6 separate regions of the Mus musculus genome follow, and regions 1, 3, 4, 5 and 6 are each linked to region 2. The links are chromatin loops, found by intact Hi-C in ENCODE. Cell type or tissue: left cerebral cortex. All regions are shown on one strand. Region 1 has its middle 3.5 kb from the start of Stc2. Region 2 has its middle 79 kb from the start of Gm40822. Region 3 overlaps Stc2 (stanniocalcin 2). Region 4 has its middle 27 kb from the start of Acyp2. Region 5 holds the start of Gm35063 (a long non-coding RNA gene). Region 6 has its middle 20 kb from the start of Gm35063.

Region 1 (5,000 bases), 120 kb before region 2:
CATCACAGAAGATATAAAGAACACTGGCCTCCATTCTGTTAGGAAGATGGGACGTTCTAAGTTGGTGCTGTAAAATATTTTATGATAAAACTGTTCCTGTTGAATGGCTAACTGGATGAAAATATGGTGCTTGCTCCTTGTCTCTGCCTGCTCACAGAACCGTAAGGTGGATAGTGTCATCTAGGTTGGCATCCAGCTGGCTCATAGCCTAGGACTTGCTCACATGGCTCTTGGTGCCATCGTTATTCCCAGTGTGCAGTACTGCCATTTTTACATTGATCTCATTTGCATTGATCTCTAACAATTGTGCATCTCCCACTGTCAGTCTTCCTCTAGACCATTTTGTACATAGGATTAGAAATTCTACATTCATGGAAATCAAAAGAAATAAGTATGCCCCATAAACACTACCATTTACTCAGAAGTTAAATAAATAAATGCATGTCCAAGGGAGGAGGGGGGGAACAGTGGCCATTAGCTGAAGACTGCAAAGATGGTGTCATCGTCTGTCATACCTTCCTGAGAACAGAGGGGGCACTCTACATGACTCACCAACAGTTTCTTTCTCTCTGCATCATCCTTCCAGATCATTCCATCATCCCTCCTTGGCGTCCCACTTCAGAGATCATTACCATAATTGACAGTAATTGGTGAATAATGATTAAATAAACCCTAGGATGATAAAATGTAAAAGACATAAAAATTAAACCAAGATTCTATGACTTATGCATAGAATACATAGACTTGCCAAATGTCCTACCAAATAATTTTAAGATAGACTTTCACTCTATCCTTTCTTCTAATGTTGTCTTCAGAGGACTTCTAAAAATTGACAAGTCCTGAAGTAGCACTCTTTGTGAATAGAACTGCTGAGAGAGAGAGAGAGAAAGAGAGAGAGGGGGAGAGGGAAAGGGGGAGGGGGAGGGAGAAGGGGAGAGAGAGAGAAAGAGAGAGAGGGGGAGATGGAGAGGGGGAGGGGGAGGGAGAGGGAGGAAGAGGGAGAGGGAGAGGGGGAGGGAGAGGAAGAGGAGGAGGAAGAGGAGGGGGAAGGAAAAGAAGAAACATCTCAAAGGCTCCTGAAGGCATTATGAGGGTTAAATCCCATTAACCAATTTCATCATTTACCAAAGATTTCCAAAGTCAGGCTCATTTGGAAAACAAGCCCCACAAAAAACCTTTTCCTTCATCCATCAGAAATCCAGCATTTCTAAGCTCAAGTTTCAAAACCAGCAAGAAGGACACCACCTCCTCCCAGAACAAGTGTCCCTCTGGCCTCAGCTGTAAAGCCAGGCAGCCCCTTGTTTGGGATATATTTTTTTTTTCCTAAAGTTTGTCTTAGCACACGAGAAGAACGAAAAAGCTCCATCCCAAGGGAAACGGTGATGGTTTCTGGGTCCTGTTGGGGCTTTGTGATGAAACCCTAACACAGCTCAGTCCACAGAAGACACTTGATGGTTACTGTCTTCTCATGCTATCCCAGGAAACAAGTCTGCTGTAAGGGCTACAGTGTCCTTACAGGGACTTTACATGTTTCCTCTATATCATTTGTATCTCTGGCCAATCCAGTGATGGCTTGACTGCTAATAGTACTAATTGATGAGACAGAGGAAATGCCCAGCTCACAAGCAATTTGTTCCAGCACTCTGAAAGCTAGTTAGGGAGCTTAGAATGTATTCTCCTCATAGTATTGTTTAGGCTAGCCAAGAAGCTTTGGGCTCAAGCCATCCCCCTGTCTCCGACACCCAAGTAGCTGAGAATAAAGACATGCAGCACTATGCCCAGCTTTAAAAAAATATTGTAAGTGGTTGGTTTCCAGGCCAGACCCAAAAGCCTTCTTCAGTTGGATGTTGGAGAGCTGAGGTTTAAGGGGGGAAAAGAACAGAAAACATTTTGGAGATTTATTAGTAAGCAAAACCAAATGGGAAAGACTTCGTCACCTTTAATCCTGAAGCCTGGTCAATAAAGCAACCAATGAATGAGGACAAGGGGGAGAATCAGGACTTTTTAAGGGAGACTTCTGCTTATGAGAATTTGGAGAGCCTAATGTAGCAGTTTGACACTTTTTCCAGTTTTACCTCTAACCCCCACCCCTTTTTGTCTTGTTTTCCTTCTTACAAGTATGAAAAAGCAGAGTGCACAGAAGGCGATGGAGGGCAGAGGAAAGATGGAGAATAGAAATGTTTGAGAGAGATGTCCTTCTTTGTGCGCATGAAGTTAAATCATAGCCCTGTGAGAACTGGCTGACCAAGGCGAGCTGGTGTGAAGAAACCGAGCAGACCTTAGGGACGCCTAGTTAATGTTACAGGGCCTAGAAGTGAGTCCACTACTCGGTCAGACAGTACCCTTTCTGGCCATAAGGTGGTGCCATAAGCTCAGCCAGCCTGCCCCTATAGGCTGGGACATTTAGTGGGCGGAGCTCCCCAGTGTGAGCCATGTTCCTCTCTCAGGCTCTGGAACCCTTTAGAAGCCTGGACTAGAGACATGTGTCAACTTATAATCCCTGCCTCAGCAAGCTAGAATGAGCCTGTCTGCTAGACCCCCACCTACTCACATCGGAGCAAGGATACCTTCTGTCCTTCTAGATACTACAACCCACAAAGTTCAACCTATTCCTTTCCACTAACTAGATTCATCTTGTTCCAAAATGTACCCATCCACCCCCAGCTTCCTCTAAGTACTAAGGAGAACCCAATCAAAGAGCATCTTTTGTCACATCTTTAGATACCTATCAAGATGATAGGTCTTCCACAGAGGGTGCAGATATGGCAGCGTGGCCCAGTCTTACCTCGTCTCCCTCTTTAGCACCAAACTAGACAGCCTCCTTCTCAACACAAAACTCACAGTGTCCCTCCTCTTTTCTTGTGTTTTGTCTCCATGGAAACATTCTTCCCCTTGCATCCACTTGGCAATACTCTCCTCTAGCTTTCAACCCAAGCACTTCACTCTTGGACTTGAGTGAGGGCAACTGGTAAAGGGAAAGCAGGGGTCCCGCCCCGCAAGTCTGGCTGTCACAGACAAACCAGTCCTGTCTCAGCAGTTATATGTCTCAAACTGAAGTAGGCCTGTCCACAGACACTGGAGCCCCAAGGGCAGCACTGGCTGGCCAGTTCTTGCTCCTCCAAGTCTTAGGGTGGATGTTAGGGTTAGAGAGATACCAATTTTTCAACCTTGCAATGTGTTTGATGCCTGTGCTTAAGTGCTAGCTTTGTAAGCGTCCTCTATTGTCCCCAGCCCATTCCACTCAACTGCCAAACCCAGCCCGAGGGAGATAAAGGAGTCTGCAGAGAAGAGGGAAATTACAACAAAGACACCAGTGTGATCCATGCCCCACAACATTTGCTCTGGGCCTTTAGAGGATTACTCAGGAAACCTCCCAGTCTGTCTGCAGCCCTGTTGAAATGGACTGGGAGAACATCTTTGTCTGCATGCTTTGGCATTGGCCAGAGATGAAACTTCAAGAACGGATACCCATGTGTGCTTATACCACGCATCTAGCTACTATGTGTTCTTTCCAAAGCAGCAGTAGGTTCAGGGGGAACCATGAAATTCCTTTGAAATGTGAAGTTAAAGCCTCAAGATGATTTTTTTTTTCAAACCATGCAGATCCTCTGAGGGCAGGTGCAGGGCCTCTCTACAATGGAACAAAGTGGGTGGTTTCCCTCTGCTGCCTGAATCTCCAGATTCTGTTTCTCTGATATTTTTGTTCCATGAAAGAGGCCACAGAGAGGTTACCTAGCTCTAAAGTTAAGGCTGAGGGCCACTTGACTCTCCCAGGAAATTTTCGGCCTTAAAGGGTGGGGGCAGACCAAAATGCTGTTCGTTTGTGTGTTTTGTTTTGTTTTGAAGGATGTACAGGAGGGTCTTCATCTCCTAAACTAATAAAGGGAGCTAAATTGACTATTCAAGCAAGCAAGGATGGTCCATCATTATACCCAATATCCACCACTTTCCTCAAAAGATAAATGAGGAAGTCACTGCTATTATAGTGACGAATGGCCAGTTTCTTCCTACCATCGAAGACTAAGAGATTCAAACTGACCATTTCCTGGGGCCGAGAACTGTATGGTACTAAGACAGAAGCTCCAAGAAGTCCTGCCCATTGGAAAGCCCATTCCCAGGGCTCCTTCCTCCTTTCTGAAGCAGCAGTCACCCTGACCCCCAGCTTCTCATTTCCCTCGCTGGAGGGCAGCTGGCACCCAGAGAAGCTGAACAGCTGCGGAAAGACAACCTGCGCGCTCATTTCTATACCCCTCCCCCAGGTGTGTCACACGTAGGCGCAGAAGAGGCTGAGAGCGGGCCTCGCTTCGGAGGCCCAGGGTTGCAGTCGCCGCGGGCGGTGGGTGATGAAACCTCCCAGGCGCATTACTGCAGAATGCGCGGGCGAGCGGGAAGTCGGGCAAGGACGGGGGTTGAGAGTTGGTACCCAGGCTCACCTGTTCTCCAAGACTAGGGTGGGGACTGCGGGGGAGGGGCAAGGAGTGCCAATACCGGACGAGTGCCATGTGGCGCTAGGTGGCAACGCTCGCCTCTCCACCCTCCCCCAATCAAGCTGGCCCCCCGAATTACTCCTTCGGGTTTATGAGGCCAAGAGCAGCAGTTCCTGTCCCGGGCCCAGCGCGAGGGAGACGTGAGCGTGCACACGTACACACACAGCAGGGAGGAAAGACGCTCCCGGCAGCGCCCAACTTTCTCCCCGCTTCCTCCAGCAGCGGAGATTGCAGCTGAAGGCGATCTGATTCTCAGGGTGCTTAAGGAGGGGGCTCCAAGAAGAGGAGAAAAAAATAGAAGGTCCCAAGATTTGGGGGGTGGGGTGCTTTAATTTTACATCAGAGGACTGCAGAGTAGAACAAACAAACAAACAAACAAAACCCGTAAGTGGGCCGAGTGGCATTTGGAGAAAATTGAAGACTGTATTTGGAGACGCCTAAAGTTGCCTGTCAAGCTCTGGCCTCTTGGGCACGCGATGGTCTGTGGCCGCCTGACCCAAGGCTGCCTGGGCC
Region 2 (5,000 bases):
ATTGTGAATGGATTTTTTTTCTGGTTTCTTGGCATACTCACTACTGATATATATTATGTAATGTGTGTGTGTTTCAAATGTGTATATTGGTAACTTGATGGAAATCTGTATCAGATCTAAGAGAGTCTTAGTAGAATCATTTGGTATTTCAAAAATAACATCATGCAGTGGTGGTGGAGCACACCTTTAATCCGTGCATCCAGAAGGCAGTGTCAGTGAATCCCGATGAGTTTGAGGCCAGCCTCATCTACAGAGTGAGTTCCAGGATAGGCAGAGTTGAAGGGAGAAACCCTGCCTAAACTCCCTTTCCCGCCCCCCAAAAAAATCTATTTTTAAAACTAGCATCATACTACTTAAAAACAGAGATATATGTCTTTTTATTTGTATCCTTTTCATTTTTTCTATTGATGCACTGTCTAGATAATGTTTCAAGAACTATATTGGATAGGAGAAGAGTGGTCAGGCTTTTTTATTTCTGAGTTCAGCTTTAAACATTTCTTTTTCCCCTACTATTGGATATTTTATATATTTACATTTCATATGTTATCCCCTTTCCAGGTCTCCCCTCCGGAAACCCCTTATCCCATCCTCCATGCCCCTTCTATGAGGGTACTCTCTCACTCACCTACCTACCCATTCCCACCTTCCCTCCCGGGCATTCCACTACACTTCTTCCCACTGATGTCCAACAAGGCCATCCTCTGCCATATATGTGGCCTGAGCCATGGGTCCCTGAGCCATAGGACCCATCGGCCCCTCTTTGGTTGGTAGTCTAGGCTCTGGGAGCTCGGGGGAGGGGGGGTCTGGCCGGTTGACACTGGTGCTTCCCCCATGGGGCTATACATCCCTCAGCGCCTCAGTCCCTTCTCCAACTCCTCCATCAGGGATCCTGAGCTCAGATCAATGGTTAGCTGTGACCATCCACCTCTGTATTTGTCAGCAGAGCCTCTCAGAAGACAGCCATACCAGGCTCCAGTCAGCAAGCACTTTCCAGCATCTAAAATGGTGTCCAGGTTTTAGTTACTGTATATGGGATGAATCCCCATGTGGGACAGTCTCTGGATGGCCTTTTCTTCAAACTCTGCTCTATACTTTATCTCCATATTTTCCCCTGTGAGTATTTTGTTCTCCTTCTAAGAAGGACCAAAGAACCCACACTTTGGTCTTCCTTCTTCTTGAACTTTATGTGGTCTGTGAATTGTATCTGGGTTATTTCCCTAATTTCTTTCTCAGCCTGTTTATCCTTTGAATAGAGGAAGGCTACTGATTTGTTTGAGCAAATTGCTTGTCAGTTTTAGGAGTTCTCTTTTTGACCTCCTTTTGTTGTCTAATTTAAGCTGGTATTTTTAAATAGCTGTCTAAGCAATAAAGTTGAGTAAAACATTTATTCAGGTGTTTCAACATTATATTTTTGATAAAATATTAGTTGATATTCTAGTTCATTTTTATATATTGTATTTGCATTGTATACATTTTTGGCACTTATAATACTCAAAGCTCCATTAAACACATTATATTCATAGTGTATTTCATTTTTAGTAAGTCCACTACTTCTTCTGAAGTAAATGATATTTTTAAAATTTCTACTACAGTGATAAAAACAGAAGTCACAAGGGTTAAAGAACATGGGTACATTGCTACTAGTATCCTACCCCTATGTCAGGATTTCTAAATCCTAGAAGCTAGAGGCTCAAAGTAGCTCCTTTCCCTCAACTGCATAAATGCATCTTGTTGGAGAACTGTGACCACTGGGTTCATTTGAATAAGTTTCTTACAGAATTTTCAACTCTTAGAAAGAGCTTCATGTAAATAAAATTATTTGCATACCAAATAATACCATGCCTGTGATTTACCTTCAAATACAGTCAGAACAATTTTTGGAAACAGTTAAAATATTTGCTGTTGTTGGAGTTAGGTTATAGAGGAGACTTTGTTGTGCTTTTGTGTCCATTTAAAAATCCCTACAGTAAATCAAGACTATTCATAAACTCCATCTTGAAAGCATAGATGGTAAATCATTCAAATCAATGGTTTCTTCCAAAGCTGAGACCAGAGAAGCCCTGGAGGAACTCCAAAACTTCAAGTCCTACACCCGCAGACATCATGACTCCACTCTAACTCATGCCAGGTCCATAAATAGAACTCCTTATTCATATACACTTATTGTTTGTTTGTTTGTTTGTTTGCTTGTTTGTTTACATCTTTCCCATTGGAAAGACAATCCTGTGTGCTTAACATTCCGGTTTTATTCCCGAGATCTGTAAACGCAAGGACCTTCATGCTTGGCTCCTAGCACTGTCTTGTATGCTTCCTCTTACCTATTTCTATCAATTATCATCCAACTCTTACCTAGGTGATTCTGTTTAGATGACGATAACAATTGAGAATTTTACAAACCTTTTACATAACTCTTACCATATTTTCCCCAATGTGTTGTCATATCTTATCCTCAGAGTGCCCTCTGCTGGACACTCTTGTGATTACTACTTGTTCTTACATTTTCACATAAGACTGCATACACACTCCAAATTCCAGAGGGAACAGAGTGTCTACGGTTATAATCTTTCTTTTCTTAGTTTATAAAGTGGCCAGATTACAAGTATTTAAGTAGCAACAGTTACATTAAAAGAGGATGTTTTGCCTATGCTGAGGACTAAGAGCTTCTGACCCAATTTAAATGTCCTCGGTCAATCAATTCCCAATACCTCAAGGTTACATGGAGATGAGAGGTCTTTGATGTATAATTACGTGATACTCTTTCTAATGTTAATAAGTGACCTTATGAGGGGAATGAAATGTTCTGTTTCTTTCATTTTTTTTCTCTTTCTCTCTTTGTTTCTCTATACACCACCCATCCCCACCCCCACCCCATTATACCTCCTCTTTTTCTTTCAGGATACTTAAGAAAACAGCTGCTTACAACCAGGAAGTGTATCCTTGCCAGGCACTCAATGCAGCCTCCTACACAGGTAAAATTGACACCACAGCAAGGAACACTACACAGTAATAAAAGCCAAGAAAATATTCAAATATGAATTCAAAGAAATCTAAAAGCATTCTGCTGCACGAAATAAACTGAGACTCAACGTGTGATGTGCATAAAAATCCCAACGATGGAGTGCAGCTCATCAGTCAAAAGAGGTCATAGGTAACATGGATGTGAATTTACAGGAAGAGCAGAAGGACTTGGGAATGAGGGTGATGAAATTTCTTTATATTTGGACTATGCTACAATTGTGTACAGTTATGCTTGCTTTAAAATTCATGGGACAATGCAAAGAGAAAGGCTATTTTCTTGTCTACTTTTTAATTGGATATTTTAATTTTATTTATATTTCAAATATTATTCAATCCAGATCTCTCCTCTGCAAACCCCCTATCACATTCCCTCTTACCCTGCTTCTGTGAGGGTGCTCCCCTGTTGTGGGAATTTTTAAAAAGCAACCCACTCTATTGCCTGCAACCACCCACCTACCCATTCCCTCCTCACTGCCCTAGCATTCCTCTACACTGGGGCATCAAGCCTTCACAGGACCAAGGGCCTCCTCTCACACTGATAAGGCCCCTTCATCTCCTTCTGTCCTTCCCCTAACTCCTCCATTGAAGTCCCTGTGCTCAGTCCTGTGGTTGTCTGTAAGCATCAGCATCTTTAGTGGTCAGAATCTGGCAGCACCTCTCAGGAGACAGCTGTATCAGGCTGCATCAGCAAACACTTCTTGGCATCTGCAATAGTGTCCTAGTTTGGTGTCTGCATGTGGGATGGATGCGGGAGGGGGGAGGGAGGCATACCTAACCTCTGAATATAGCTTCAACAGGTTCTCCCTCTCCTTTGGGGGGTACTTCAGCTAATGTCATTCCCATGAGGTCCTGGGAGGCTCTTGCTTTCTCAGCACCTGTTCCCCATGCCCCATTGCTATACAACTCTGTTCATTTTCCCGACCCTCTGTACATGTCCTCCATCTCCTCCCATTCCTGATTCTTCCCCTCTTTTTCCCCTGGCCCTATTCTCTACATCCCAAGTTCCTCCTACCTTCTACTTACCTTGTTAATTTTGTTTGGATGTTAACCCTCTATTGGATGTAGGATTGGTAAAGATCTTTTCTCAAACTGTTGGTTGCCATTATGTCCTATTGACAGTGTCCTTTGCCTTACAGAAGTTTGCAATTTTATGAGGTTCCATTTGTTGATTCTTGATCTTAAAGCATAAGCCATTGGTGTTCTGTTCAGTAAATTTCCCCTGTGTCCTCGTGTTCCAGGCTCTTCCTCACTTTCTCTTCTATTAGATTCAGTGTATCTGGTTTTATGTGGAGGTCCTTGATCCACATGGACTTGAGCTTTGTACAAGGATATAAGAACGGATTGATTTACATTCTTCTACATGCTAACCACCATTTGAACTAGCCACTGTTTGTTGAAAATTCTGTCTCCCCCCCCCCATTGGATGGTTTTAGCTCCTTTGTCAAAGATCAAGTGACCATAGGTGTGTGGGTTCATTTCTGGGTTTACAATTCTATTCCATTGACCTACCTGTTTGTTGCTGTAGCAGTACCATGCAGTTTTAAATCATGATTGCTCTGTAGTACAGCTTGAGGTCAGCGATGGTGATTCCCCCAGAAGTTTTTTTATTGTTGAGAATAGTTTTCACTATCCTGGGTTTTTTGTTATTCCAAAAGAATTAGCCAATGGCTCTTTTTAACTCTATGAAGAATTGACTTGTAATTTTGATGGAGATTGCATTGAATCTGTAGATAGCTTTCAGCAAGATAGCTATTTTTACTATATTAACCCTGCCAATCCATGAGCATAGGAGATCTTTCATCTTCTGAGGTCCTCTTCCATTTCTTTCTTCAGAGACTAGAAGTACTTGACATACAGATCTTTCACTTGTTTAGTTTGAGTGACACCAAGATATTTAATATTGGTTGTAACTATTGTGAAGGGTGTTGCTTCCCTAATTTCTCTGTCAGCCTGTTTATCCTTTAAGTATAGGAAGGTTAATC
Region 3 (5,000 bases), 110 kb before region 2:
CTGGAAGTATGTTCAAGGATGCTATTTCTGGAAGTAAACTACCTCCTGGTAGATACAGTTGGGGGAATGCTCCAGAAAGCTAGAAAGCCCCCCAGAAGATCATCAGATTTGAAATTCCCACAAACAGAAACAGATGATTATTTTCCACTCTGCCCCTAGCCAAGTCCCAACTGGTTGCTGTGTGGTCCAAGTAGCTCATGGGTGTCAGTATAGACAGCTGGTACCTGGTTTTGTTTGCTAGATGCTTTGCCAAGGATGTTACCCAGCCCTCACAACAACTCTTTATATCCCCAATTCACAGATGAGAAAACTGAGCCTGCTGAGGTGAATGACACACAGGGAAAAGCAAAGCTAGGGTCTGGCGTCCAGGCAGTGTGGCTACAACATTTACACTCTTAAATGTTCCAATTTGATCCGCAGCCTTTTCGTCTTTCAGAGACTCCCCTTCCCCTTCTCTACTTCTGAAGAAAGCACAAAACAAACATCAGAAACATGCATGCTAAATTGGATTTTAAAAGTCACAATTCAGTGATAAAGCCAAAAACTCTCATTCTTTGAAACTTGCCCCAACTGTAGGATCCTGGATTTTGCAGGGCATTAGAGCAGACTACACCATTGTTTCTAACATGAAATCTGGCCTATAGGCCCCAAAGACAGATACAGATCAAAAGGGAAGCCACCATTGAGCAGACCAGTGCCAGTCACTGCCCCCTCTGTAGCAATGCCTGTCTTTCCAAAGTGACTCATTGGGCCAAATCAGCACAACTTTAGGGACAACCTCCCAGTTATGTCACCAACATATTCCCTGCCTTCACCACACTAATGCCTAGGTTCTATCAGAAGCCCCCTCCTATCTGCCCACTTTATATGGTCGTTAGAAGATTGCAACACCTTGCTTGGTACAATATTGAATTATTCATGGTGAAATTCTGCAAACTGCTCTTTTCAAAAGAAAAATATCTTGCATGGTTTTAGAACCCCATTTAACACTTTACAACATATTTTTATTTTCCCGAATATTTACAAAGCAATGATGTAATAGCAGCAGCAATTGTAATTGTCTTGGATTTCTCTTTGGTGTGCCAGGACCTTGTCTATGGGATATCCCATGGATTACCACGTTTGTCTTTCCAAACTAACTACAAGATTGAAGGTAGCATCTCCATTCCATAGAGAAGGCTGGTGACACTAAGAGCTTGTTTCTTACTTGTGAGATTTGATTCCTACCTTGAAGCCTGGGGAATGGAAATGCAGTCTTCTCTGGCTATGCACTGGGGATGGACGCTTCAAGGCCCTCCCTGACATCAACATCCATGGATGAGAAAGCCTTAGCTATACCAGTGACGTATTTGCATATGACTTAGCATCCTCCCATCTACTCTGGATGAGTGATAATACCTAAAGACAACACAATTGCTGCAAGATGTTAGTCTACAGTGCTTGGGAAATAGTGTCAAGAAAAAAGTCTGCTTCAGCACAGAGCCAAGCAGTCTCTGGAAACAGTGCTCTGGGGTTGGCTAGTTGAATCCACAAGCACTGTATGACTGAAACTGCATCTGAAGAGTAAGTCGGGATGCCTTCTGCCCCGCTCTTCCTTAGCCTGTTCTTGTTAGACCTGATAAGGCTTCTTGGGTCTTCATATGTGACCAGAGCATCTTCCTTTTTTTAATTGCTCCATCATCGTCACCAGAGGGTTAGGGTCTTTTACTTCAAGGTGCTCTTGAAAGAAGTGCATGTTTACAGCCAAGGAACCTCTGAAGGCTCTGTGACTGATTTAAGATGGCTTCTTGACCTTGTGAGTGGGAGGCTGGGCACCTGGTAAACATCTCTGGTAGAGTCCTGGAGTGTGTGAAATGTTGATATCCTCTTAAAAAGGGAAGTCTTTGGGATAGCTTGGAATTTTCAGGTTTGGGGAACACACACCCCACCCTAGAATTTACAAAGGGCTGAAGCACTGTGCTGTTCTAGTGTCTGTGTTCTAGTGTCTGTGTTGTTCTCGTGTCTCTCCCAGAGAAGCATGGCCTCCAGACTCTTTGTTCAAAGGGTCCTGCATGCCATTTAGAATAAGCAATGGTAGCTAACACTGGCCTGCTCTGGAGATGCAGGTGACCCACACCCTGAGGAGAGGCATGGATGTCTTAAGAACACTGCCAGGAGACCACGTGCAGGGCCTACTCCTGCTAAGCCAGTCCTTCTGGGCAGTGGATTGGGCCAAACTCCAGCTACATTCCCTTGAAACCCTCCATTCCCTGTTGCAATGCATCTCTGCAGTGCCTCAACTTCAAGCTGAATTGCCTGAACTTTCCCAAGTTTTCAACCAGTTTAACTGGCTAAAGGACACTTTGAGCCCTAAAATACCAAGAAAGTCATCTCTGAGTGTGTGGCAAGAGTCATGAACACTAGAATGTGAGCCAACTTTGCTTTTTCACGCTAAAGAGGAGGAAGTCGGTTGCTGCAGAATCCAAACCATTCCATCCTCTCTTGGGCTCATGTTGGGAGCAGGTTACAGCAGCAGTGGCCAGTCTGCTGCAAGCTGCCCCTGTCAGTGTGCCTATCTACCCCACTTTTTCCTTATGGTCTGCCTCCTCCTAGCTGTGACCATCTCCCTTGGTCTCTGCACACCCTGTCACCAGGTACTGGCAGCCACCAAGGGTTTGGAGCCTCAGGCACATCCCCCTCCTTCAGCCTTGTTGACACTCAGTTGAGTGCTGGATTTTGTCATCAGACAGGCTCAGCCTGCAGCATGAGAAGGCACCTTGCCAACCCAAAGCACGGTTTAAATTAACTTACTTGGCCACACACACCCTCCCCACAGGGCTCAGCTTCCTCCCTGAGAGAGAAGACAGAGCAAGCCCAAGAGTGGAGGACTAGTCAGTCCTGCCTTGGAGGCCAGTGTCTGCCTTGAAGGTCCGGGATCCAATGGTAGATACACGTGATGGGAAAGGCACCAGAGACAACTGTATTCCCAGGAGAGTTTCATTTAAGAAGCATAAAGGGGAGAGTCAGTTCAGATTCTGATAGAGTCAGCAAGTGAGTGAACATCTTCTTCCATTTTGTAGACAGACTCAGTAGACTTGAGCTTCATAAAATAGTGTTTGCTTCCAAAAGGTGGAAGGATATGAGCAATCTCAGCATCCCTTTCTGGGTACCTTCCTCCTCAAAGGGCTCAATGAGACAGGGTGAAACTATCCTTTACCACTGGCAGAGGCCTGCTGGAGAGAGCCTCAGGACCTAGCCCACCAGCTGGGCACAAACTGAAGCCTAAGGAGTAATGTAGTCTTCAAAACAGCCAGCTCCAGAATGCTCCTTTGGGCTGTTCTCAGGCCAGGAAGTATGCCCAAGTGTTCCCAGAGGGAACTTTCCTTTCACACTCTTTCTGGCTCTTACATCCTCAAAGTAAGGACAACTCAATCCTATTTGAGGAGCAACTAGCAAATGGCAGTGACTATAGCACACATAACAGACACTGCTTTTTCTACAGAGCAACAGTTGCCAACTTGCAGGGGAAGTTTACACACACTCTAGGGTAGCCATCCAAGAGTCAAGTCAAGTCTCAAGGAGGAAAGAACCCTTGCTCCTTATAAATGGCTGCACATCCCATGGTGACTTCCCTATCGGGGGAGCGGGAGGGGGGGTAGCTGTATGTCCTAGGCAGATATGTCCAGGACGTATACTGGCTAGAGACTGCTTAATTCTAGTTAGCCACACAGAGTCACACAAAGCATCCCACATTCTTTCTGGAGTCCAAAGAGGCCAGTGAGAGTTAAGAAAACCTCAGTGGATAGGTCCTGAGAACTCGCTGATGGAGACATATTCTACCAAGAAAGCCTATAAATATAAAGAGTGCGCACACTTCCTCTGCCCCCTGGAGCGAAGTCCTCCACCTGTTTGGCTAAAGAAGAACTCAGGCTGTCTGTCATTGGCTTCAGTGCAGGTGGAGAGCACATCTCTGAGCCCCCCACAGACCTTGTTTGCCTCACAGAGCTGTTTTCCTTCTGGACACAGGCACCCTGACAGCCAGCCCACACACCAGTGAAAGGGGAGTCCTGGCTGACTGAGGGCTATGGACCACATGTTAACTCCCTGCTACCTGCAAAGGGAGATGACACCACAGGGACCTGTCATCCATCCCCAGCACATCTCAGTCCTTCGCAGACTCCCTAGACAGGCATACCCAGCAGCTTTCCAGAAAGCCCTCCATTGTAAGCATAAGCCCGGAGCACACAGGCAGGGAAAGTGGCATTGGGAGTGCCTCACTGACAATACCTATGAAGGGCAAGGTACCTCTGGGGTCTCCTGAAGGCTGCTCAAGAGCTCCTTAGTCCAACACTTGCTGAATTTTTCACTGAACTCACACACACACACATGAATTTGATATTGAAGGACCTCCACCACTTACTAAAACTCACCAGTTTCTGCAGCTTGGATGTGCCCAAGGTATGGTCTCTGTTCACACAGCTCGTCTGCCTGGAATTGCTACCTTAAATTAATGTGCTAGCCCTTGGCTTTCCTTCTGTGTATCCACACACTGTCAATGGCCCCTTTTCCTAGGGCTCTACACCCATCTGAGGAGCAAGAACCTGCCTTACTACCCTCAGTTGCCTGCTATGGAACCAAGGCCACAAAGATCACCCAAATTAAACAGTGTCTCCCTCTTTCTTGACCTAGTCCCAACTCCCCAGGGCTCCTTTAGGTCATACTCCATTCTTAACTCTTTCTGCTTCGGCTCTCATCTCTAGGCCCTATGTGGACCTTGTGAACCTGCTGCTGACCTGCGGGGAAGATGTGAAGGAGGCAGTCACCCGCAGCGTCCAGGCTCAGTGTGAACAGAGCTGGGGAGGCCTCTGCTCCATCCTGAGTTTCTGCACCTCCAATATACAGAGACCTCCCACGGCAGCCCCAGAGCATCAGCCCCTGGCAGACAGGGCTCAGCTCTCCAGGCCTCACCACCGGGACACAGACCATCACCTAACAGCCAACAGAGGTGCCAAGGGTGAGCG
Region 4 (5,000 bases), 570 kb after region 2:
GGGCTGGCAGGCAGAACACCTAGAGATAGGCCAGTCTTGCAGATGAGGTCTGAAGGCAGTTAACTACAGAATTTAGTCTTGCTTAGGAAAGTTTGGACTTCTTTTTCTTTGTTCAAATTACATTTACCTGGATTGGGGAAATGGCTCAGCAGATAAGAGTGTTTGCTGCTCTTCCAGAGGATGTTATTAATGCCCTTCTTAAAATCTTCCACTGCCATCATTAGATATGATTTTAAATCCGAGTCTTGCTTTTTAGGTGTGTTGGGGTATCCAGGACTCACTGTGGTGGGTCTACTGGGTTCTGATGACGCCCAGTGTTCTTGGTTTCTGTTAGTAAGATTCTTACATTTGCCTTTTGCCATCTGGTAATCTCTGGTGTTAATGTTCTAGCTGTCTCTGGCTGGAGCTTGTTTCTCCTGTGATTCTGTTAGCCTGTCAGCACTCCTGGGAGTCCAACTCTCACCTGAGTCCCAGTGGTCAGAGCACTCTCTGCAGGCAAGCTATCCTCTTACAGGGCAGGTGTCCAGAAGTCTGGAGCTCTGATCCACCTCCTGAGTCCTGGGGTCAGAGCCCTTCCTGTAGGCCAACTCTCCTCTGGCAAGGAAGGTGCCCAGGGGTCTGGGTCTCAGTTCTGCCTCCTGGCTGAGGATGAAGACCCGAAGTAACCATTCCCAAGAAGCTCTGTTGCTTCTGCTGCCCATGTGCTCTCCTGTGTAGACTGGTTTCAGTGATTCCCAAGATCCTGGGTGTGCTCAAGTGCCCTGCAGCATGGAGAGTCCTCTGGGGATCTTGGGGCCCTCAGCTGAGATTGCACCCAAGATGGCGCGGGGGTGGCACCAACTAGAACCAACCCCAGCCACTGGTTGGGCAGGTGTCCTTTGTCTGTGTTCCTGCTAGCACAAGATCCTCTGGGTGTTTTGGAACTGATGTTGTGTTCCACTTAGCAGTGATCTCAAGGTCCCGGGTGTGCTAGGGTGCCTGCAGCGTGGAAAGTCCTCTGGGGACCTTGAGACCCTCTGCTGAGATCACGCCCAAGATGGTGTGGGGGCTGGCTTTAACATTTCATATTAAGCATTCTATAGTGCTCAGAGTAAATAGGTTCTATCTTAAAAATCAGACATTTGAAAACAAATTAAACTTTTTTCTTGTGTAATTAGCAATCATACGTGTTGGATTGGAGAGGAGAGGAGAAGAACAGTGATTGGGGGAATGAGGGAATGATGCAGACTCTTGAAACCTCAAAGTCCACCCCAGTGATATATCTTCTCCAACAAGACTACATCTCCTAATCCTTCCCAACAGTTCACCTATTAGGACTAAGAATACAAATATTTCATCCTATGAGGGCCATTATTATTCAATTCACCACAGATGATGTGTTCTATGATAGTCATTTCTGTAGTAATTCTAAATCTAAATTGTCTAAAGTTGACAATCAAGATTAAACACATTAGTAAAACATATGAATTTTAAAATAGAAATAAATTTTCAGTATTTCTATTTAGTGTCAGAATACTTAGTCTATACACATGTTTAATCAAGTTTTAAGCTTGATTTTTCTGCATTTTCATAGCTTTTCATATTTTTAAATTTGTTACTTTGCAGCCTAAATCTACTGCAAATTGATACTAACAAACTTATAGTAGTTGAGTTATGGGTCTTAAAGGCAAAACTCAAGTTCATAGGTAGGATGATGAGCCTAATGTGCTGGTTTGAATAAGAATGGCCCTCATGGGCTCCTTTATTTATTTGAATGCTTGGTCATTGGAAAATGGTAGTACTCAGCAGGGGTTAGGAGATGTGGCCTTGGTGGAGTAGGTTTGTCACTGACAAACTACTGGGTTTTGGGATTTTAAATGCTCAAGTCAGGCCCCGTTTCTCTTTCCTTCCTGCTACTAGAACTCCTAGCTCATTCTCTAGCACCATATCTGTCTGTGTCCTGCAGATAATATACTAAACCTCTGAAACTGTAAGAACCCTTCAATTAAATGCTTCCCTTTATCAGAGTTGCTACAATCATGGTCTCTTCACAGCAACAGAACACGGACTAAGACAGCTATAGAATGAAGGAAATTCCTGAGTGATCAAGAGACTTCATGTTCCATTGTCATAAGAACAATTACCCATGTCTTCCCAGCACAGAATCTGTTATTGTTAGAAGCATACATAAGTGTTAGTATTTGTCAGCTTGCTCATAGTGTCTCTGCTAAAGGCTGTACATTAAGGATGTGATAAACTACAGCCATAGCAGGCCTTGTGAAGCTTGCATGTTGTCTGGTTTTCCCATTCTGCTAGAACTTTCAAGATCACAGACCTCTTTCTATGTTAAATTTCATCTTATTGGTGACTTAGAAAGAGTCTAATTCCCACTTTTGATCTAGACTGTCAGACTGAGACAAACCCCAGTGGGTTAGTACATTCAAGGTAAGTCAAGTCTTAGTTTATTGAGAACAGCCATTGTTGGAGTGATCACTGATAAATAAAGTGATAGGAAAAAATCTAAGAGAATAGAGAATCTAAGAGGGTAGAAAAAGCTCAAACATAAAGTATGGAGAACTCTGGACAAACATGTGACAAGAGGATGACCTTTTATCAAGAAGCTAATACCAGGCTTCATTATCCTAGAGTCCTGCTGGTGACTCTAGCCTGTGCCACTGCAAATGTCCAGTCTGAACATTATATCTTCATGGCTTCCTAGATGTTGGGAACAGAAATACCTTTAAAATAGAACTTAAATTCTACCCTCTAGACAAAAAGCAGACCAGATGAACAAGGGTCCCCTGTTCTCAAAATACAAGAAAAGTTTACCTAGTTAGGCCCATCTTCCTAAGGATTTCATATAAATCTTAGTATGCAGTCTATCTCTTACTTACAAATAAGGCAGAACTGATTCTTGTCTTGTGGCTCATTGAAAGTACAACTAACAGTCATTATCACTGAAGAAAGAAGTCTAAGTGTTTTCAACCTAGGATTACTCACTGGGAAATGAATAGTCTGTGTGAGTCAGCCACATTTTGCTGAGGTCTTGCTGTGTTCATCCATATCTTGTCTTGCACTGCCCTCTTCCTGCTGTTCAGAAAAGGGCCTTGAAGACTGGATGCTTTAGGAATTTCCCCATTGGGGAAATGTCAACTCCAGAGTAGATTATGCTATAGAGATTAGGTCTGAGAGAAAATTGCAGAGTTTGATTCACTCCTATTACATGGGTTCTGGAAGACCAAACTCAGGCGGTCAAGCTTGGGCAGCAAGCACTCTCTGCAAATTCTTTTCTCTTTTCTGTTTTGAATCTTTTGATTAGGACATGTCACTCTCTTGAATTTATCTCCTTTAATTTTTCAATATTGGCCACCAAACCCAAGCCCTTGTATATCTCCAGTGCATTCTTATTTTAAATGACTCTAAGTATTTAGATTCCAATTCTATATCTTCTATTGTGTTTTGTACCTTGTCATCACTGAAAGAACACATGGCCTCACAAGGTCCCATGCTGTATAGCTGCACTCGAGGCACAGCCAATGGCCCCAGAGTGAGTGAAAGTGATACGAACTCATGTCTGCCGCCCAAGCCTGCTGTAGGGCAATGCCTCGGACCACACCCACAGCCCCAGATAACCAAGCCATAGTATGTGTGTGTGTGTGTGTGGGGGGGCATGAGTGAAAAAAAAAAAAGCCATGAAGTAATTTGTGGCACGCTCTAGTTGTAATTGGCTGAATTTAGCTTAAAAAATGCATTCTGGTACTGCAAAATCACTTAACTGAGCCCTTGATTGCAGAATATGTACCTGTACTAGGGTCCCACCCTGATAGTTTTTCTCTGTGCTTAACAGAGGCAGGCAGATCTCTAAATTCTTTTGCAATGTTAAAATAAATGTGCTTGCTATCTCCTAAGAATTAAGAGGCTGGGGCCCTGGGATACTGATTGGAATAATCAAAAGGGAACCTGAGGTAATGACTGGACTGATGTGTAAATAAAAACTGGGCTTTCAATCTGCAAGAGATGAGCTATCTAGAGAATTTTTAGAATAGCACAAGAGAACTTCCTGGAGAACTCTATGAGCAGAACGTAGAGCAGTCTGGAAAACTATCTCAAGCAAAACATAGGCTGCCAGCTAGGACCTACAATCTGACTTTGAGTTGTTTGTTTCACTGCTCTCAAACACCCCTTCTCTCAGGACCCCTCTCCAAGCCAAGGCAGGTCCTTGACATTTGCCTGCATGTATGTCTGTGTAAGGGTGTCAGTCCTAGAATGAGAGCTGGGTATGAATCCCAGGTCTGCTGGAAGAGTAGCTGCAAGGAATGCGTGGCCCCAGGAGCCACTTTTCCCAGTGCTTCAAAGCTGCCTGGGGTGCTCTGGTTCCCTGCTGCACTTACCACGCGGTCCTCATGTAACCAAGCCTAGAGCGTGTGTGAGTGAATATGATAAGGTAGAAGCTCAATGAAGTAATGTGTGAATGCCTTAGTTATGATTGGCTAAAATTGGTTAAATAACTTCCAGTCTGGGACGGCAACTTACTCATTCCTGGAGTCCAACAGAAATGTCAACCTGCTTAGAGACGAATCCACCTGGTCGCCCGCTGCCAAATGAGACAAGCCCACATCTCTCAGACCCAGCTCCAGCTCCAGCTCCAGCAGAACCCATAAAGCAACAGAAGACTTCTCCAGCGCCTGCCATCAAACCAGGCTACGATATAGGGTAGACCGGAGGTTAGTGAAGCATATATGTATGTGTGTGTAAACAAGTACAGCCCCATTTTACCATTTACTTGTTTATTGCTACTTATGAATAAATAAGCTGTTATAACCTAACCTCTGAGTTTGAGACTTCCTTCTTGCCTCTGTCATCAATCCCAATTCACAACAGTTTTGCAACTGTAGCCAATGCTCTTAACCACTGGGAGCGCTCTTCAGCCCCTGAAGGATTGATTTTTATTTTAGATGATGTATTTACATGAGTGTGGGTTTGTGCATGTGGACATGATGCTATTACCTTGTAGGTCAGAA
Region 5 (5,000 bases), 370 kb before region 2:
AGGGGAGAGGAGGCCTTGTCTGATAAAGTCTAGGTCTCCTGGGCTCATGAAGGACAGGTGATAAAGCCACAGGAAACCACAGTCGAAGGAGCATTAAACCCACATTATACCAAGCCTCACTCCTCAACTGGGCTACACAGCGGGCTGTGTCTGAGTGTTTCCCCTGATAGCTGGTGACTGGCTGCAGCCTGAAGCATTGCCAGAGAAGATTGTACTGAGGTGGCGATCTCAGGAGATCCCAGGAGAGAATCAAAATTCCAGGTTTGAGATATGGGTTCTATCAAAGACATACTACTGGTTTTACACCCTTGAAAAGTAAAATAAAGAAATACAATTTAACAAAACAACAACAACAAAAAAAACCAAAACAAAAACAAGAAAGAAAGAAAGGAAGAAAGAAAGAAAGAAAGAAGGAAAGGAAGGAAGAAAGAAAGAAAGAAGGAAAGAAGGGAAGGAAGGAAGGAAGAAAGAAGGAAAGAAAGAAGGAAAGAAAGGAAGAAAGGAAGAAAGGAAGAAAGAAAGAAAGAACAGAAGGAAGGAAGGAAGGAAGAAGGAAGGAAAGGAAGCTTTGCTGTGGGGAGCCAGCTGTGCCCTCACGTGGCTCAGCTAGGGCCTGGAGAGAGGAACCACCCCTCTCAGCACTCACCCCACATGGGCCCTGCGCCAGGTGCTTTGCGTAATCTAATTCCAAGCATAGCACAGAGCCCCAAGGCTTTCAATCCCACCTTATGGGTGAGGCAATCACAGCTTGGGAAGATTAAGGGACTTGGCTGAAGCCACTGGGAAGTCAGCAGAGGGCTTGAAATTGGAAGCCAGCTTGATCAAAGAGAATTTAGAGTCTCTTTGGAATCTGTTTCTAGGTGGACAAGTGACCTAGATGGGCCAAATGCAACTAGGCAACATTGACTAGATAGATTGGCCCAAGGGGACAGTAAGTAACCCTTGCTCTAGAAGGTCTAGGAAGATCTGGGTTGACAGGCCTGGGGTGGGGGAGGGCTTCTATCATTACCACCACCCCGGACCCCTTTTAGCTGTAAGTAGTGCCCTTGACTAAGTTTGATAGAGTAATCTTGCAGGATTCATCCAAGGACATAAAACCAAGGCCTTTCCTCTCTGAAAGCAGAGCTTGTTTAGACTTGTGTGAACTCGAGAGACTGGGGAGTAGGGACTGGCTATCAATCATCAAGAACATGTCAGGCAATCTTCATGAACCGCTGAGCTGATGCAAGGCCTTCTCTGCAGAATCCTGATTGATCTGGGGCCCCGGGGTTGGTCCAGTGTTTTGTTGGTTTGGTTCTCTGAGACCCTGGGGACAGAAGCCTTGGTTTCATGCAGGTTAGGCAAGCACAGCCTTAGCTCAACTTTATAGACCAGGGGACCAACTTCATAGAAGTTAGACAATTTGCCCTTCCTGGGGCAGAGCCAGAGACACTGGTCCTAGGAGCTACCCCCATACAGTGCTCTGTGCTTGTTGAGATCTGTCACGATTTAGTGGTGAAAGACTAATGTGGGGATTTTATCTCCCCAGCACTGTAGTCAGTGCTGACTCTCCAGGGATCTGGCCACTTTTCCATTACAGCCCCAAGTGCCAGTGTCACAGTCCTGAGGGCCACGCCCAGTGAGTCCCATTAGTAAGGCTGACATTGGCTTCTTCAAAGCCCACACACCAAGACAACCCGGCTCTGCTTTTGTGTGCATTTGTGTCTCCCCTGCACCCCCTTTTTTCTGTCTTGACCCATTCCAAGACCAGGAAATCCTCCCATACAGACATCTGTAGGCTGCTGCTGGGACCAAATTCCTCCTCTCTCATTCCGATGACGAACAGCGGGGGCCACCGTCTAGCAAGAATCTTCCATGAACCTAAGACCCACAACATAACTAGCCTTCTTCAGCTGACGTCATGGTTTTAGCTTCTCTTGGGATTATTCTCCATGCTTCCTTTGTTCCTGCGTCACCTGGTACGGAGCCAACTGCACAATACTCATTGCTCTGAAGGACAAGTAAGTGCCTTTATTCTCGTTGTCTTCAGAGTTCTCGGTGACAGCAACAGGGAAGAAACGGGGTAGCCTAGGAACCTCTCAGAAGCAACCTCAGAAAGGCCTGAGTTTGAATCCACCCCTTTTCTCCTATAAGGCGTGTGAATTCAGACAAGTTACAACAGCCTGCTAAGCTTTCTTTACTCCAAAGCAAAAGGAACGGCCTTCTTGTGAGGCATCATAAGAACAGCGCATGCGCGTGACCCCTGGTAGGTGCATCGAGCGACTGCTTTCGCTTTATCTTTGCCTGTCTTTACTCTCCACTGTAAAGTTATTCCTGAGAATTACACAGCGCATGGACGCTCTGCAGCTCCTTTCTGGCCCGTCTGCACTCTGAAGGATGAGCCTACTATCCTGGCTGTGTGTGACCAAGACAGCTCACACCTCCCATCGAGCAAGCTCTTCCTGGAGTATCGCACAGGGTGGCCAACTCTCAGCTGGGGGCGAGTGGGGGGAGGGTTAGGACTGGATCAGTTTCTTCTACACAGAGAATTTTTCAAAGACATTTCTGTCAATCAGTTGTCTTCATCTCCTCACACATATCCATGACTCCTGTCTCCAACACCAAGAACCCCAGTCCACTCCCTGCAAAATAATACCAACTAATGTTCATATAAAGATTTTTATTTTTTATTTTTAAAAACATACTGTATCTCTCGACTCTATGATGCTTTAGGTCTGGACATTTACTTATAACAGAGCTAGGCTGCAGTACCACTAATGCCCGAAAGGTGGCACCAGCTCACACACTTTGATAAGCTTTTTAGGACTTGAGATGGGTTTCAGGCTGTATAGAAGAAATTAGCTGCATACTTCTTGGCTCTGAGATGCTCAGGAATTTGTGAATAGCCTGTCAGAAGAAGGGAATTGCTGAGCGGACTGCCTTTCCCAAGGCTATAGTTGGCGAAGCACTCTTAAAGTTGATTTACAATGAGAAGTTCTTGAAAGATCCTGTTGTCCACGGTACAATTTAGCCTCCTTTGTCATTGCTGCCAGGCGGTAGTGAGTGAGTGTGCCCAGCTCTTCTTGGGTGACACATCAGGAAAAGCTTCAAGAGCAGTGAGACCCCAGAATGCAGTCGTTTTCTTTTTTAAAAAGAATTAAGAGGCAAGTTCATCTTCCTCCGAAAGAGGTAGACACAGAGCCTCAGAAAGCAGTCCTCAGCAGGGAGACAACTGCCTAAGCTGGATGGGCATTGCTCACCGTGGTGTCTAGGCAGGCAAACCCTACCTTCCTATAAATCCTCCTTTCACAGACAGAGCCTTTTGCATCAATTGTCAAGCAGGTCAGATCAAAAGGCTTTGGGTGGCGCTCACAAAACCACCTCGGCCAACACTGCGTCCACCCATGACTCTAGGTGAACTTCATCAGGAGCTTCTTAGCATCTGCAGCCAGATGAGATGCGGGGCTGCTGAGTTAGAGGATAGCTTTTGCCCGACATTAAGCACGGGCATCTTGAGGTTGCCATTCAGAACACAGTCTCTGCAGAAAACGAGAACTAGCTTGTGGATGACAGAAGCCAGAGATTCGTGTTCCCTTCCTGCCCACGCACACCTTCCCTCTTGCCTCTAGCTCCTAGCGAATTTGCCAGTGGTTTGGAGTGGAGAAGAAATCACATCAGGGGCTCTCAGAAGGAGGTACCAGTCTGTAGTTCTAGAGACTGCAGACACCATGAGAACCCTGGTGCTCTCTATTCACCGGGACATGCTGGGGATGATAGAAGGGCTTGGGCAGTCTGCTGAGACGAATGCACATGCTCTGAGATGAATGCGCATGCTCAAGTATTCTGTCATTCTTTCATCTCTCCGACTCTCATTTAGCCCCTGCCTGGCTTCTGTCCTGCCACGCTGGGCTCCCGGTAGATCACACACTCACACGGAACTACTTTGACAGTAGCAGCTTCAGGCAGCCACTTCATCCTCCTGTGACACTTGGCATTAGGAAGTCAGAGCTGCCTTCCTGCTGACCTTTACCTATGGAGACTCAAAGCCAGGACGTCACTTGACAGCTAGAGAATTGATTCCTTTAGAAGTCAGCACTGGGGTGACATGACAACCAGGCATTTGTTGCCATAGTGGGGTCTTTCTTGTGGGATTTGAGCAGAGCCCATGGTCCTTTCTGTGGCTTGGCTTTCTCACAGCACAGAGCATCAACGCCCCTGCCTTCCCAACATTTCCACACTGAGCTGCACTGTGCTGGTGTGGGACACTGTCGTGGGCGGTAGGGGTGGTTTACACTGCACATCTCAGTTTAAAGATCAGATATGTCTGCCTTCTCTTGTCCTTTCCAAATGATCTCCCAACACATGTGTGTGCAAAACATACACAGACAGACAGACAACACACAGACACATACATGCACAGACTCACACACACAGACATACATCTACATAGGCACACACACATTCACACACACACACATATACACATACATATACACACACATATACATACAGGCACACATATACACAAGCACACATACACACATACACACAAACAACACACAGACACACAGACACATGTATACACAATACACATATACACATACATAACACATATACACACATATACACACATACATACACACACAAACACACACCACACACACACACACACACACACACACACACACACACACACACACACACAGATACACAAATGGCCTCCTCATCTCCTCAGTGGCTAAGGATTTCCCCTTCATTTCCTCAATCCCCACATGACTGACTCTTTTTCTTTTCTTTTCTTTTTTCTTAAAATTAGATATTTTCTTTATTTACATTTGAAATGTTATCCCCTTTTCTAGTTTCTCCTCCAAAAATCCCCTATCTCCTCTCCCCTCCCCCTGGTCCCCAACCCACCCACTCCCATTCCTGGTCCTGGCATTCCCCTATACTGAGACATAGAGTCTTCACAGGACCAAGAGCCTCTCCTCCTATTGATGACCGACTAGGCCAACCTCTGCTAC
Region 6 (5,000 bases), 390 kb before region 2:
AGCCAGTCCCAATTAAATGTTTTCCTTTATACGAGTTGCCTTGGTCATGGTGTCTCTTCACAGCAATAAAACTTAGACAGGTACACTTAGCTCTGTATGCTTTGTCCTGTTCCTGACCAGTGCCCTAGCCTGAGGAGTCTCTGAGGGCAGCATCAGCAACTTCCTCTTTGTGTCTTCAGGGCTGAGAAGCAGACCCAGATCTTATGGTTCTCACCAAGGACAATAGAGGCTTGTTTTGGTTTCCTGCCAGGGAGCTTGAACCCATGAAGCCTGGAGACAGTTCACACCTCCCCATGGAGGTTATTTCCTTTAGAGTCGTCCCTGGCAGGGTTGGTGAAAGACTTGCACTGGAGAGCATTGAAGGCCTATGGCCAGGTAGAAAATGCGGAGGGAGCTGAGAGGTGGCCTTCTCAGGGATACACTGTCTAAAAGCTGTTTCTGAGCAAAGAGGAAAGACCCTGGCATTTTGGCATCCTGCAGGACAGATCTGCCACCAGCCAATGAACAAAACCAAAAGCTCATGAGCTGCTGTGGTTGGACCTTGATACAGTCCAGGAGTTAGAAATGTCATCTACAATTCCACAGTGCTGGGAGGTGATTAGGTCCCCGGGCTGTGCCTTCATCTCAGGAGTGGATTAGAAAAAGCATCCATAATGCCACAGTGCTGGGGTCGGGGCTTATAAGGAGACAAAGTCCCCAGGCTGTGCCATTAGAATGGCTTCAGGGCTTTACTTCAGACCTGGGTTCATTATCTTAAGAGAGTTGGGTTATTATAAAAGCAGGTTTGTGAGACTGGGATTTAGCTTTGTGGTAAAGCAAGACCCTGGGGATGGTGTTCGGCAATGTTTTAGTCATTTGCTTTTTTATTGCTATGAAGAGACACTGTGATGAAGGCAACTTATTTAAAAAAACAATTTCACTGGGGGCTTGCTTACATTTTCAGATGATGAGTCCATGACCATCATGGTGGGGAGCATGGAGGCGGCAGGCAGGCAGGCAGGCAGGCAGGCAGGCATGGTGCTGGAGCAGTAGCTGAGAGCTTACATATTGAGACAACCATCACAAGGCAGATGGAGGGAGAAAGAGGGGGGAGGAGGAATGGAAGGGTAAGGGAGAGGGAGAGAAAGATGGAAACAGCAGCGACTTTTGAAACCTCCAAGCCCATCCCTTAGTGACACTCCATCTCCAACAAGGCTACACCTCCCAATCCTTCCCAAACAGTGCCACCAACTTGAGATCAAACAGTCAAATTTGAGCCCATGGGGTTCATTCTCATGAAAAAAACCACCAGAAGCACATTAATTAATTAATTAATTGTGAATAATAAAATATAGATTTGGCCTGCTCATTCATATTCAGTCTCATTTGGTCTCACATTCCCTCTCTCCTCTCTCCTTCCCCCTCCTCCATCTAGAGGGAAAGAGCGTGGGAATGATAAAGCAATTGTGAAGACTATTAGTGTTTTTGTTTGTTTGTTTGTTTATTTGGTTGGTTGGTTCAGTTTCTCATGACAGAGTTTCTCTGTATAGCCATGGCTGTCCTGGAACTCTCTTTGTAGACCAGGCTGGCCTTGAACTCAGCAATCTGCCTGTCTCTGCCTCCCACATGCTGGGATTAAAGGCATGCACCACCACTGTCCCACTGTATTAGTGGTTTTAAAAGCGGATGTATAAGAGACACTTCTCTTCTGCTAATTCCCACTGAGCTTGAAGTAATGTCAGAATAAAGAATTTTGAGAAACCCTCTTCTTTGCTGGTTGAATCACATTGGGTAGAATGTAAATACAACTTAAGTCACAGGATGTTTAATGGTCATTAGTTGGTCTACATATGATCATGATTATTGTACTTACAGTTATTGATATTGTTGCAATTCTGAGTAGTTCTTTAGCTTCAGGGTAGGGTGCACCCGTTTAATTCTCAGCCTCCCCAACTCTGGATGCCACTCTGGGCTGCTCTGGGCCCCGCAGGGAGCTCTTGAGTTCTCCCAGAGGCTTTCCACAGTGTGCCTCTTTGTCCACAAGAGGGCGCGCGCAGCCCCTGCAGTCAACAGTGCCCAGGCTCCAGCCACTGAGTGCACCAGAGAAAACATGCTAACCCAGGTGACCATAATCTGGGTCTTTGGACTCAAATCAGTTGTCTGCCACACCCCTCCCCCCTTTCTCCTGTGTAGCTGTCTCGAGGCTGGGACTGGTATGTACAAAATCTAGTAATTGTGCTGTGAAAGTCCCTTGTATGCCGGCCCACACGGAAGGTGGTGGTTGGGGGGGCGGGGTCCCTAGATGAGGCTCTGAGCAGTTACTAGCCAGATTTACTTCACAGTGTCTTCTGTGCAGCCTTCCAGGGGCTCAAAAGTAACGTGAATAGTTTGCAATAGAGATTTCCTTAAAATTGGGAGGACTCATACACAATCCAGATTTGTGTATATTTTGGGGAAATGAACTTTTAAAAAAGACTTGCTTTGTAGGCATCCAGCGTTCCCATTACGATCTACAGTGCAGCTGAATTCTCCCAACCTGCCAACCAGTCAGTTCCGGTAACCACAGTTTCTGGTCAACCAATGTTTTAAAGAAAAGGCCATGAACATTCTAGCTTGTTTTAATGAGCTGTCACCAGCCACATCTACACTAAACACTGACACTGGGTGAGGAAAGACCCTTGAGTTTAAGCTGGGCTGTGTGGTCCTGACCTGTCACTCAGGATTTCTGTGTTTTCTTCTCCATGTTTGTAAAGCAGGGGTATCAATGTGAGGGTGCCCTCGAATGCACACAAAAGTCACAGATCAAGGTTGCTACCCGGTCTCTTATTCCCAGGGCCTAGGCTGCATCCTGAGATGAGAGTGCATATTTTGTTTGTTTTGCTTTTTTTTTTTTTCTTTTTTCTTTGAGACCAGGTCTCAGACTTGCTATGCTGTGTTCAAATTCTCCATCCTTCTGTTTCAGCCTGTGGAGCACGGGGGTTATGAGAATGTGTGTTTTCAACAAGTGCACAGGTAGTGGTTGACCTGGCCAGGGGCAGGGTGTGAGTGTGTGTATGTGCGTGTGTGTGTGTGTGTGATATGAGGCTTTGAAAATGGCTGATCTGCATTTATACGCAAATCTACCATCCCAAAATCTGCCCTACTTGCCTCTTTCTGAAAGCACTCTTGTCAAGAATTGCTCTGGGAGGCATTTGGAACAGTACGCAGTAAGTAAGGCTTCTTGTGAATTCAGTTAATAGTAAAATAGAGAGCAATCAAGAAAACCTAAGCATCAGAAGTAAAGCGGTTGGGGGAAAAGGGGCCTTGGGTCTCTGGCTCAGGAGCCGTCTGGAGCCAGCTCACTTTGGCCCTCTCTAAAAGCCTACAGAGGCTGTGTGAGCAAGTGGTTCCATTTTTTCTTGTTTTCAAGTCACCCAGACTGGTCTTGAACTAACTGTGTAGCTGAGGATGACCTGATCCTCCAAAGCACTGAATTTACAAGGATGTGCTGCCTCACTCAGCCTAGGAAATAGTCCTCGGAATTCAGGTGGTCCAGCCATGTGGTAAGAGCCAATCCCCAGCCCCAGGTCTGTCTCCCTCTGGGGGTGCTGGGTTTTTCCACTCCACTTTCCCCAGGAGCTAGTGCTTGTCCAGTCTTTGATCTAGAAGCAGTCTTGTCTTGTTTTCTAAGAAAGGCCTGAGCCCACAGTGATCCAACAGCAGAAGGCAGGGCATGTGACAGATGTCACAGAAGGAGAGGCAGACAAGTCCTAAGGAGGGAAGTAGAGAAGGGCACAGGACCATAGAAGAGTCTTGGGGTTGAGGAGTGGGGGCGAAAGGGGATAGGACATCTGGGGGAGTCAGGGGTATTTCCAGAAGGCAGGGGAGGGGCAAGGGAGGTTGGTCCTGGTGTGGGGCAGGTGACCCACGACTAGATCCATAGTGGAGTCTGGCCCTGAATCGCCAGGATTAGCAGAGGAAAATGCTCTAAGAACAATCAGCACACATTATCCCCAAGTATAAACGCACTACGATTGTTACGGGCCTGATCCTAGATCCCCAGAGGCTCAGGGCCATTCCCAGGCACTGTTGCATGATGAGGTATAGCCAAATGGCTAGGGATAGCTGCTCCTCACAGGATGTGAGGACAAAACTGGGGTGTCACAGATTACACAGAGGTCCTCCACAGTGTGAGGCAAATCTTGGACCTGAAAGAGACAAAGGCTGCTATTGGCTGGATCTCATTGGCACAGGGGCAAGTTCCCACCAGAGCACAAGGTGTCTGAGGACTGAATTAAAACCTGGCCTTCCTGATACTTAGGAGGGAGCATCTGTCAAAAGCAAGCCCTTAAGGCTTAGGGCTTAGTGCTTGTTGGCTTGCTTTGAACCTATAAGAAGACTGAGTTTCCCGTTGAAAGACTACATTTCCCAGCTTCCCTTGCAGACTATGGAAGTTGTTTCAGGTCATCTCATTTGGCCACCCATACTATGCAGGTGTGAGAATAAACATGGTCCAGCCTGAGGTCAGCCCAAGCCTCTCTCTCTCTTTGTCCTCTGTCTCTCTATGGCTGACTTTCAATAATCTAACAGGGACTCCTGTTCCTCAGCTCTTTCTTTACTGCTGCCCTAGTCTGGCATTTACAAGGCCAGAGCTGCCAGGGGGAAATGGTGGTGTGTTTAGGACACACTCAGAGACAGCCCTTGAAGCTGCACTTTGGGTGCTGGGCTAAGGCTGCTGGGTGGGGAAGGGCTGTGTCTGTCAGCTGTCAAGTCAGGGTTGATTTGCAGGGGGTGAAAAGAATGATTTGAAGTTGATTCTGGTGCTGGATGCTCGGTCTGTTAATTCGCCGGAGGCTGTTGAATCAAACACCTCGAATGAATGAGCTACACGGCATGAATTTTCGGGCATAAAGAAGCTCTTAAAAGAGCTACGTAGTTGTGGTCCACGGTGACTGCCGCTACTACTTAACACCGAGGGCTGGAAGGAGTTCCCACGTCATGAGGAATCCTAGCATCTTTCCAAAAGGTGCCCGGAGGCACAC

What was found. A loop is a pair of places that touch in the nucleus more often than their neighbours do. Peaks named below come from ENCODE experiments on the same cell type or tissue, not always from the same donor. Only the 100,000 strongest peaks of a DNase experiment are listed, where the experiment ranks them.
Region 1: it touches region 2 in a loop (2.7-fold over the local background); 17 of 42 quality-filtered maps call a loop at or near these places.
Region 3: it touches region 2 in a loop (2.2-fold over the local background); 17 of 42 quality-filtered maps call a loop at or near these places.
Region 4: a loop joins it to region 2, with 4 times the contacts of the local background. A loop is called at or near these places in 2 of 42 quality-filtered maps.
Region 5: a loop joins it to region 2, with 6 times the contacts of the local background. A loop is called at or near these places in 31 of 42 quality-filtered maps.
Region 6: a loop joins it to region 2, with 7 times the contacts of the local background. A loop is called at or near these places in 19 of 42 quality-filtered maps.

The regions. Positions count from the first base shown.
Region 1 is chr11:31,371,035-31,376,034 of GRCm38, reverse strand. No RefSeq gene overlaps it. Among named protein-coding and RNA genes, the nearest start is that of Stc2, 3.5 kb to the right of the region's middle. In left cerebral cortex, a CTCF peak has its summit at 2,344 (motif pointing right); DNase peaks (open chromatin) are centred at 2,372 and 2,942; H3K4me3 peaks cover 768 bases.
Region 2 is chr11:31,246,140-31,251,139 of GRCm38, reverse strand. No RefSeq gene overlaps it. Among named protein-coding and RNA genes, the nearest start is that of Gm40822, 79 kb to the right of the region's middle. In left cerebral cortex, a CTCF peak has its summit at 2,455 (motif pointing left); a DNase peak (open chromatin) is centred at 2,464; H3K27ac peaks cover 206 bases.
Region 3 is chr11:31,360,268-31,365,267 of GRCm38, reverse strand. Stc2 (stanniocalcin 2) reads left to right here. Exons shown (of 4, transcript NM_011491.3): 4 at 4,740-5,000. Among named protein-coding and RNA genes, the nearest start is that of Stc2, 7.3 kb to the left of the region's middle. In left cerebral cortex, no CTCF peak of the experiment used is centred here; a DNase peak (open chromatin) is centred at 2,781.
Region 4 is chr11:30,674,332-30,679,331 of GRCm38, reverse strand. No RefSeq gene overlaps it. Among named protein-coding and RNA genes, the nearest start is that of Acyp2, 27 kb to the right of the region's middle. In left cerebral cortex, CTCF peaks have their summits at 3,076 and 4,886; a DNase peak (open chromatin) is centred at 3,046.
Region 5 is chr11:31,613,095-31,618,094 of GRCm38, reverse strand. It overlaps Gm35063 (a long non-coding RNA gene), which reads right to left and starts at 291. Exons shown (of 3, transcript XR_381134.2): 1 at 104-291. In left cerebral cortex, a CTCF peak has its summit at 2,758 (motif pointing right); DNase peaks (open chromatin) are centred at 664, 2,767 and 3,643.
Region 6 is chr11:31,635,222-31,640,221 of GRCm38, reverse strand. No RefSeq gene overlaps it. Among named protein-coding and RNA genes, the nearest start is that of Gm35063, 20 kb to the right of the region's middle. In left cerebral cortex, a CTCF peak has its summit at 2,009 (motif pointing right); a DNase peak (open chromatin) is centred at 2,024.